Linked DNA regions of Mus musculus: all the other regions are linked to region 3. Evidence: chromatin contacts called from ENCODE Hi-C or POLR2A ChIA-PET data. All regions are on one chromosome and are shown on one strand. Each heading gives the region's core, a stretch centred on a gene start or an enhancer-like site at or near the end of the contact. The rest is flanking DNA. Distances are from core to core; before and after follow the strand shown.

Region 1 (2,700 bases), core at 27-2,526, 1.4 Mb after region 3:
TTCCATCTAGTCAGGTTCATGTGTCCAGGCCCCTGTGACATCACGGGGCAAGCATAAGTGGTCCTTGGTGGCACTGGCGTCCAGGACTCCCCAACTCCTCTCCTCTCTCCTCCTTCCTCTTTGGTTTGTTTTGTTCTTTTTTTTTTCCCCAAGACAGGGTTTCTCTGTGTAGCTTTGGCAGTCCTGGAACTTGCTTTGTAGACCAGGCTGGCCTCGAACTCAGAACTCCACCTGCCTCTGCCTCTTGGGTGAAAGGCATCCGCCGCCACCACCCGCTTTCCTTTCTGTCTTAAAAACTCCACCCTGAAAGAAAGCACAATTCTTCCAGCTCCTGGGATGTTTGAGATGGAAGCTCAAATGCAGGGAGTATTTTTACATAGGTTTCCCCCCATACCCCCAGCAACTCTGAGCCCCAGAGCTTGATCTCCTTATTAGCACAGACTAGGAAAAAAAAAAAAAAAAAACCAGAACACAGTAGGGGGTCTCAGACTCTGCTGAGTAAGGTGGAGAGAATAAAAGGCAGAATTAAAAAGTGGAGGCTTAGGGACCCTGAGGTAGGGCTAGAGAGACCTCTCAGTGGTTAAGAGCACTGACTGCTTGCTCTTCCAGAGGTCCTGAGTTCAATTCCCAGCAAACACATGGTGGCTCACAACCATCTGTAATGGGATCCGATGCCCTCTTCTGGTGTGTCTGAAGACAGCTACAGTGTACTCATATAAATGAAATATATCTTCTTCTTTTTTTTTTTTTTAAAAAAGAGGAAACTGAGGTAGCACTTGTCCACTCCCTAACCCTAGGGTGTAAAGGCTCACAGGCATAGACTACCTGCTCCTGAAGGCTGGTGAGGCCTGGAAGGGAGGGGGCTGCGACAAAGCCATAGGCAGCGATCCAGGAAGCAATGGTGGCTGTGGGCAGACATCCAGTTGTGGGCAGTGAGGCGCCCAGCCAGAGCCTGCCCCAGGGACAAAGAGACTCCCTGGCTCCGGGGAGAGAGCGCGGCCCCCACACCAAGAAGGGGGCACTGACCCAGCCCAGCCGGGCACACAGGGCAGTGGTGCCAGACAGCTTGCCAATGGGAGGGGCAGTGGGTGCCAGGCAGGGTGCTCTTGTCCCTGCCAACCAGGAGAGGTAGGACACGTTTCCCAGGTCAGCAGCTGACCAGCCGGCCGGCCAGCCAGCCATGGCCGACTCTGCCGCTTCCACTCCCTCCAGCCCCAGGCCAGGCCCAGATCCCTCCTCTAAGGCTCTGGCCTGGAGCCCAGCTGGGCCCTGGGGGCCAGAGTTACTGTAAGCGGCCTGGCAGGCCCCAAGCCTGGACTTTGCCAGCTGGCTATAGCCACCGCCACCTCCCACTACCTGGCTTGGCCAGCCAGGGAAGGGCACTGAGACCCCCGCCCAGCCAACGAGTGACCCTCATGGCAGAGAGGAGAGGTAGAAAACACCCTGCCAAGCCTGTGCATGTGTCCAAGGCCAGAGTCCAGGCAGAAAGCCCCCATGGAGTCCCTCCCTGTCCTTCTGGGGCGGGGGAGTTGGCAAGGGGAGGGCAAGGGCTCCAGCTGTGCTGAGCTGCCCTGGACTGTCTCTTGAAGCCCTTTCCCTCAGAGTACTGGAGGGGGGATGGAGGGGGGGGTTCATTCTCACTGTGTAGGGCTGTCATTTCCACCAAACGTTGAGAGGTTTGTTTATCCACCTCAGCCTCTGCATCCATTCCTACTCAGAGCTATTTATAAGGCACTCAATAGCATAGCACCAGGGACACAGAGACAAAGGGGGACAACATAGGAAGAAACAAAATGGTCTCACCTCCCCTCTAACCCCCAGTATCAAACGGACCATCTTCAGGTCCCAACCCCACCCACCACCACACAATGGTCACCCTGGTCTAGAAAAGACCTTGCCACTCATCGGGTCCTCCAGTGGAACAGATGTGTCCAGGAACCCAAATCCAGAGGCCAGCCACCCGCCACACTCCCTTCCCTCAAGCCTCCCCACACAGACTTACTGGCTGGGGACGGTGTGCTGTAACCACTGACTGGAAGCTGGTGCTGGAGGCTGGTGAGAGCGCCGGGTGGGGAGAGTCCACCCAGCATAGGGGGAAAGAAGAAGGCGTAGGGGGGTACTGGGTACCCATTGAGGTGCCCGCCCCCAGGTGTTGGGCAGGAACTGCTATTGCTGGCCATGCCAAGCAGCCACAGTCAGAAGAGCAGGCAAACAGTCTGGCAGGTAGTTGTGATGGCCTTCACGCAGTCCCTCTTCCTCGGGGCATGGGGCCGGGGGGCCCAGAGGGGGGGTTGGGTGGTCAGCCCACCCCCACCCCCTTCTGTCCCTGGAGCTGCAAGTCCCAAGTTAGTCAACTTTAGTCTTCTGGGTCCCCCTCCCTAGCCGGAGGGGCCAGGTGGATTGGGGGATGTCCCAAGAATCCGTCCTTTGGTTAAGCGGTCCTGGGAGACACTTTTGTAGGAAGGTCCAGAGCTGGTCTTCAGGGTATCAAAGAGGATGCCACTCCCAGAAGGGCCCCAGGTAGGTGGCTGGGGGGAGGCATGTCCTGTGGTGCTGCAGAAACAGGAAAGACACAGGTAAGTGGGCACTGAGCGGGCACACGGGGATTCCCCACGGTGCTCCCCAACCTGGGCGGCCAGAGATTTTCCTGTGGCACCCAGCTGAGCAGACACCTGGCACCATGCCTGGATGGCAGGGCCA
Region 2 (2,700 bases), core at 85-2,584, 1.4 Mb after region 3:
TCGTACCCAATGGCGCCTCCCCCATCTGTGCACTGGGGACCCGGCACTTGATGACCTTCCCTTCCCAGAAGCCTCTCCACACTTCTAGTTCTCCACCTAGGATGTGTCTTTGAAGGAATAGGTGGTGGACTGAACCCCTGAGAGTGATTATGGGGAGTCCTCCTCTTAGCCTTCACTCGTGACAGTTCTTATTACGTCCAGCATCCCGCTCACAACTCAGGCCACCAAACGCTCTGGCGTGCCAACTCCATCCAGCACTGTGTCCCAGCAGCAGACCTTTCTACTTCCTGTTCCCAGGATAATGCCACCTTCCCACAACACAGCTAAGTGGACAAGGTGCCCACAGGAGTGGAAGAAAGTGGCCCAACGTGAGCGGTGGGGGATTTGGATTCGGGGGAAAGCATCGGGGAAAGTGGCCATCTGGCTGGGAACAGATCCTACAAGGGCCGGAACCCGGCTGGAGAGCAGGGGCAGACTCTCACCAGGATATCCAGGCAGGCAGCCTTGAGGAGGGTGATCTGGTCGGCGATGGTGAGGGTGGTGAAGCCGGGAAGCTGCTTGGCGAACTCCACAGTCTTAATGATGCACTTGGTGGAGAGTTCACTGAACTTGTCCCAGAGGTCAATGTCCAGGGAGACTCGTTGTTCTGAGCTGTTGTTCTGGGGGAGGCAGGGAGGGTCAGGGCCTCAGCTACGGCACTGGCACCCGCTTCAGCCTGGCCGCTCGCTGCCTTTCGCCCTCTGCTCAGCCTACACTTCCTGACAGTGTAGGAGGAGACAGGGGAAGGGCAGCAGAGGCGGCCTGGGTGTGCAGTACCCCTCGCGGCTGGCATACCGTAGTGTACTTGCCCAGCTGGCAGAGGGCCGGGAAGGTCTCCTGGTGCGCTTTGCGAACCTTCTCAATGAGCTCGCCCACCTCAGGCGTCAGCGTGTAGCTCTCTGAGCACTCGGGCTTGGGTGCCTCTTTCTTCTTTTTGTTTCGATCGTTTCGCACCGCTGGGGGGAGGGAGGGGTGGAAGGGGGGACATGGGTTGGTTAGAGAGTGACTGCTTTTGGCTCGGGGTCGTCCAGCCTATGCTGTCCACCACCCAGACAGACACACACAGACAGACAGACAGATCCACAAAACAGTGCCCCACACTAACCTGTCTGACTCATATCCTAAATCCTATTTTAGGGCCTGGGACTGTGGCTGAGGCCACACCACACATGTGCACATATGCCCTCCGCCAGTGTGTGGTACCCTGTCGTCATGCACCCATGGCAGCAGCCCACACTCTAAGAACATGTGCCCAGGTTGGCAGTCACACACACTGAGTCCCCGCTTTGGTGCCTGCCAGGAATCCCTGCTGTCCCAGCTCTCCTGGCAGCGATCTCCCTGGGGGATTCCTAAGACTGGCTCAAAGCAGCTTCCCTGGGCAGGCAGGGAATAAGGCTCCCCAACCAGAGAATGGGGGCCCCCTGGCAGAAGAATCTCTTGGCCCATTAGCCGGGGAGCTGACAGATCGCTGGGAGGGGGGCGCTGAGCCGCACACACCGCTCGGGCTTTAAAGAAGCGATGGGGTCGTTACCAGCCGATTATCCCAGACACACAATCACTCACAGGGCCTCCGTGGCGGCTGCTGACGCGGGAGGAAGGAAGGGTGGGGGTGGGGGTCCAGGGAGGGGACGGGGGGGGGGTGATGGGGGGGGAAGCTGGCATAATTTGGAGATCACTCATGTCGATTCTGCAAATTCAATAAAGTGCAGGGGAGAGAAGGGAGAGGCAGAGTGGGGGATAATTTGGGAAGAGAAAATTGCAGCTGTGACAAGACGTTTATCATTCGGAAGCTTTAATTCTATTGAAATGGCAGCTGCTCAGCTCCGGGGCACGGAGCAGCCGGGAGAGGGAGAGGAGGGAGAGAAAGAAAGGGGGAGTTGTTGTGGGAAGGAGAGGGGGTCCCCACCCTCGTCCTGTTCTAATAGTTCAAAGAAGGAAGGTGGGGCAAAGGGAGAAGGAAGTGACGGCCCCTTTACCAAAAGGTCTCAGTTCTGCACGTCCCAAGTTGTCACAGACTCTGCAGAGGACCGTCACTAGTCACTACTTCCTGAGTACAAGACCAGCACTCCCGTGTCTCTGGTGACAGGAGGCAGCAGGATATCCAGCTCCCCAATTCCTGGCTGGGGCTGCTGGTGCATTAGTCAGAACCATCTTTCTCAGCACCCCTCCCCACAAAGGGCTGGAGGGGGTCTTGCAGCCCCCTCCCCCACCTCATCCCCCAAGGCTCGGGCTCCATGGCAACGGCCACGCAGACAAGGAGGCGTCTGTCAGCGTCATTTATCTCTGACATCATCAATCACTGGTCACCACGGCAACACCCATGATTCAACACAAGAGGGTCTCCCCGTCCAGCCCTCCCCTCTGTCCCTCCCTCCGTCAGGGCCTCAGCTGAGCCCAAACTGGAAACCCCCTTTCCTCTGGGATCTGAGAAGCCCAATTCTCTTCCAACTCAGGGTTCCAGGTTTATCCAGACAATGGCTTCAGGGGGTCCTATGTCAGCCCCCCCATACATACAGACCAACTTCACACCTTTTCGAGTTCAGGCCTCTCCCTTAAGATACAGGAGGGACTGGGATAAGCTACTGAGCCACACCCAAAGCCAAGCAAAACCCAGAAGAAAGCTATCCTGGGGGCAGGCACCCCATACACAAGCAGGCATGC
Region 3 (2,700 bases), core at 155-2,654:
ATGAACCTTCAGCTGATCGTCCTTAGCCAGCCCAATCTGCAAAAAGAGGACAAGGGAGAGGGACAGGTTACATGACGTCAACAGATTCTCCCATATACACCTTGCAAGGAGTCCCAATAAAGAAGAGTACTTCAGTCTATCCCAGTAGACACAATGGTTCAATTGACCACTGTTACTAAAACTTCCCTATGCCACCCCCAAGTACTGTTTGAAAGTGGGAATGTCTACATGTATTTAAAAGCTCAACTGTAAGGATTAGAAATTCAGGAAACCCATAATGCATTGAGGGCGGCCTAAACTCACCTCTATCAGGAACTGGCATATGTTCTTGCGCTGGTCACCCTGTAGCTGAATTACTTCTCCATATTCTGGATGCTCAATTACAGTACCATTGCAGGCAAATTTCTGCAAGGACAAAAGGATGCAGCATCTAAGAGGCCATGCCATCAACACGGACTCCCTTGACGTTTGCACCCTCTCCCTTGGTAGACCATACAACGTGCTCTCTCCACAGCAGACCCACCTTCTTAAACGCCTTCACTAGTTTCTTTTTATCGTAATCATCAGCGATCCCTTGGACAGTGGTAAGGGTCTTCCTGCCGTTTCTCTGTTGAATTCTTATATGGATATAATCCTCAGTGCCAGCAGGAAGCAGGTCATCACCCTTACTTGCATCAGCAAAGGGGTCTGTGAAGAAATAATCCGGAGGTGTCCTTTGTTGTCCCTCCGGGAACTGGCCAGTACTAGAGCTAGCTTTCTGCTCTAGGCCAGCCCTCCCGCCAAGGCTGATCACGTGCTGGAGAGACCTAGTGGGCAGGCAGCGCCCCACCCGGCTGATGCAACCTACCGGAAGCCAGGCTCCCGAGGCGGGGCCTTCCCTCCCAGCTCCGAGACAACGACGGTGACGTAGAGGACATGACGCAGGGGTGGCGGGAGGGGGCGGGTGTGGCTCGCCGAGAGGCAGGAGCCATTAGTAAATGCGCCACCCGAGACGCCGGGCCCGCCCAAGGGCTCACCTCCCACCCGTTTCTTCCGGGCACCCTCAGAGGTCGACCCTGGGCGCAGATCTCGGTTCCACGGGCATCACCACCCCTCCAGCCCGAGCTAAGATGGGCTCGCCGCGCTCGGCGGCTCTCCGAGCTCCGACCCCGCCACCCCCCCCCCAGGCCCGCGCGACCTTCCCCAGGCTCACCGAAAGAGTGGAGGTTCTGGATAGCGGACATACGATACGATTCCTTTTCCTCGGTGGAAACGGCCTGCGGAAGGCGGCTGCGGGAGAAGGCGGGCGGGGGGGACGGAGCGTCGGGAAGCGAGGGGGCTCGAGGGGGAGGCAGCTGAGTCCTCGGCGGCGGCTCAGTGACTGGGGCGGAGGGGCGGCGCCTGTATTCACTTATATAGCCGCCCCTGTGACGCCAGCGCGCTGCCCTCACGTCTCGGCCCCACCCATGGAGTCAAGCTCCCGGACGCCCGAGCGCTGCGGCTTCCTATTGGTCGGGGGGCGGAGTCAAGGCTTGACGCGTGCGCACTGGGTTTGGCCTGGAAAGGATGTTCTGTTGACTCAGGGAGGGGCGAGAGGGGGGAGGGAAAGCTTGGTCCGCCTGCGCGCTTGCGCAGTGGGCATGGTAGTTGTCTGAGCGGCCGCGAAAACTGGCGGAGGTTTCGAGCGCGCCTGCGCCTACCGCACGTTCTACCATCTTGACCCTGTTGGGGTCCTGGCACTAGCTCTGAGATGGGTCTTAGGGTGAGGATCGATTTGCTTTAAAGGGTAATTACGTGCGGGTCCTCCAAAATTCGACTGATCCAGCCACCCATCAACCTACCCTTCTCTGCACGTATTCACAGATATAGCCATTTAATCAGCATAAAATAACGTGATCAAAATTTGGACCTTATATAGGGTATCATTTGGATTAGCATGTTTTAAAATTGGTAACCAAAAATTATTATTTAGATTAATTCTTCTAAGGAAGGAAGTAGTCCCTTAGGTAGGAGTGGGGACCCCAGGAAAAAAATGTCCAAGCCTCACAGGATGCCTTTTGTCCTACAAGCCTGTGTGTGAGGTAAAGCCTTTGTAGAGTCTAGGTGAATATTTTTTTCAAAGCAGTTAACCTTTCTTTTTGTTTTTTCAAGACAGGGTTTTGGCTGTGCTGGAACTCTATAGACCAGGCTGGCCACATGGGGTCTGCTTTTGCCCCATGAGTGGTGGGATTAAAGGCAAGTGCCACCGCGCACACCTTTAATCCCAGCACTTGGGAAGCAGAGACAGGCGGATTTCCGAGTTCGAGGCTAGCCTGGTCTACAGAGTGAGTTCCAGGACAGCCAAGGTATACAGAGAAACCCTGTCTCGAAAAACCGAAAAAAAAAAAAAAAAAAAAAAAGAGACAGCCAAGTGTGATGTAACTGGGTTTGTGGGGGCCAATAGGAGAACCAGAGGCTGATAACTACTGTGTCAGACTTTATTCAAATGCTCCCCAAAGAGTGGGTGCTTTATATAAAATCTCTTAACTTAAAAATACTGCCAACTTCTAGGTATGGTGGTACATCCCAGCTCTCAGGAGAAGGAAGCCAGAGGAAAAAGTTCAAGGTCAAGTGAATTCAGTACTAGACTGGCTACTGTCTCTGAAGAACCAGAAAAATAGGCCGGGTGTGGTGGGGCACGCCTTTGATCTTAGCACTTGTGAGGCAGAGGCTGGCAGATAG

What was found. A loop is a pair of places that touch in the nucleus more often than their neighbours do. ChIA-PET counts read pairs that join two places held with the same protein, here RNA polymerase II (POLR2A).
Region 1: a loop to region 3 is called in a map of T-helper 17 cell, with 4 times the contacts of the local background. The contact joins the enhancer-like site here to the promoter of Eif1 in region 3. A Hi-C loop is called at or near these places in 1 of 37 maps with a recorded cell type or tissue (T-helper 17 cell). POLR2A ChIA-PET finds 5 or more read pairs at or near these places in 3 of 5 experiments (all embryonic stem cell).
Region 2: a loop to region 3 is called in a map of left cerebral cortex, with 3 times the contacts of the local background. The contact joins the enhancer-like site here to the promoter of Eif1 in region 3. A Hi-C loop is called at or near these places in 2 of 37 maps with a recorded cell type or tissue (both left cerebral cortex).

Annotation. Positions count from the first base shown.
Region 1 is chr11:98,950,098-98,952,797 of GRCm38, reverse strand. It overlaps Rara (retinoic acid receptor, alpha), which reads right to left. Exons shown (of 9, transcript NM_009024.2): 2 at 2,003-2,553. The coding sequence starts at 2,180. Among named protein-coding and RNA genes, the nearest start is that of Gm22061, 5.0 kb to the right of the region's middle. Within about 2 kb of position 1,276, at least 2 of the 3 ENCODE cell types and tissues checked have a DNase peak (open chromatin) inside an H3K27ac peak, as active enhancers do.
Region 2 is chr11:98,968,452-98,971,151 of GRCm38, reverse strand. Rara (retinoic acid receptor, alpha) reads right to left here. Exons shown (of 9, transcript NM_009024.2): 5 at 835-995; 6 at 483-659. Among named protein-coding and RNA genes, the nearest start is that of Gjd3, 13 kb to the left of the region's middle. Within about 2 kb of position 1,334, at least 3 of the 3 ENCODE cell types and tissues checked have a DNase peak (open chromatin) inside an H3K27ac peak, as active enhancers do; they include left cerebral cortex, where a contact is called at or near this core.
Region 3 is chr11:100,318,653-100,321,352 of GRCm38, reverse strand. Eif1 (eukaryotic translation initiation factor 1) reads right to left here and starts at 1,404. Exons shown (of 4, transcript NM_011508.2): 1 at 1,193-1,404; 2 at 524-687; 3 at 304-405; 4 at 1-36. The coding sequence starts at 1,223.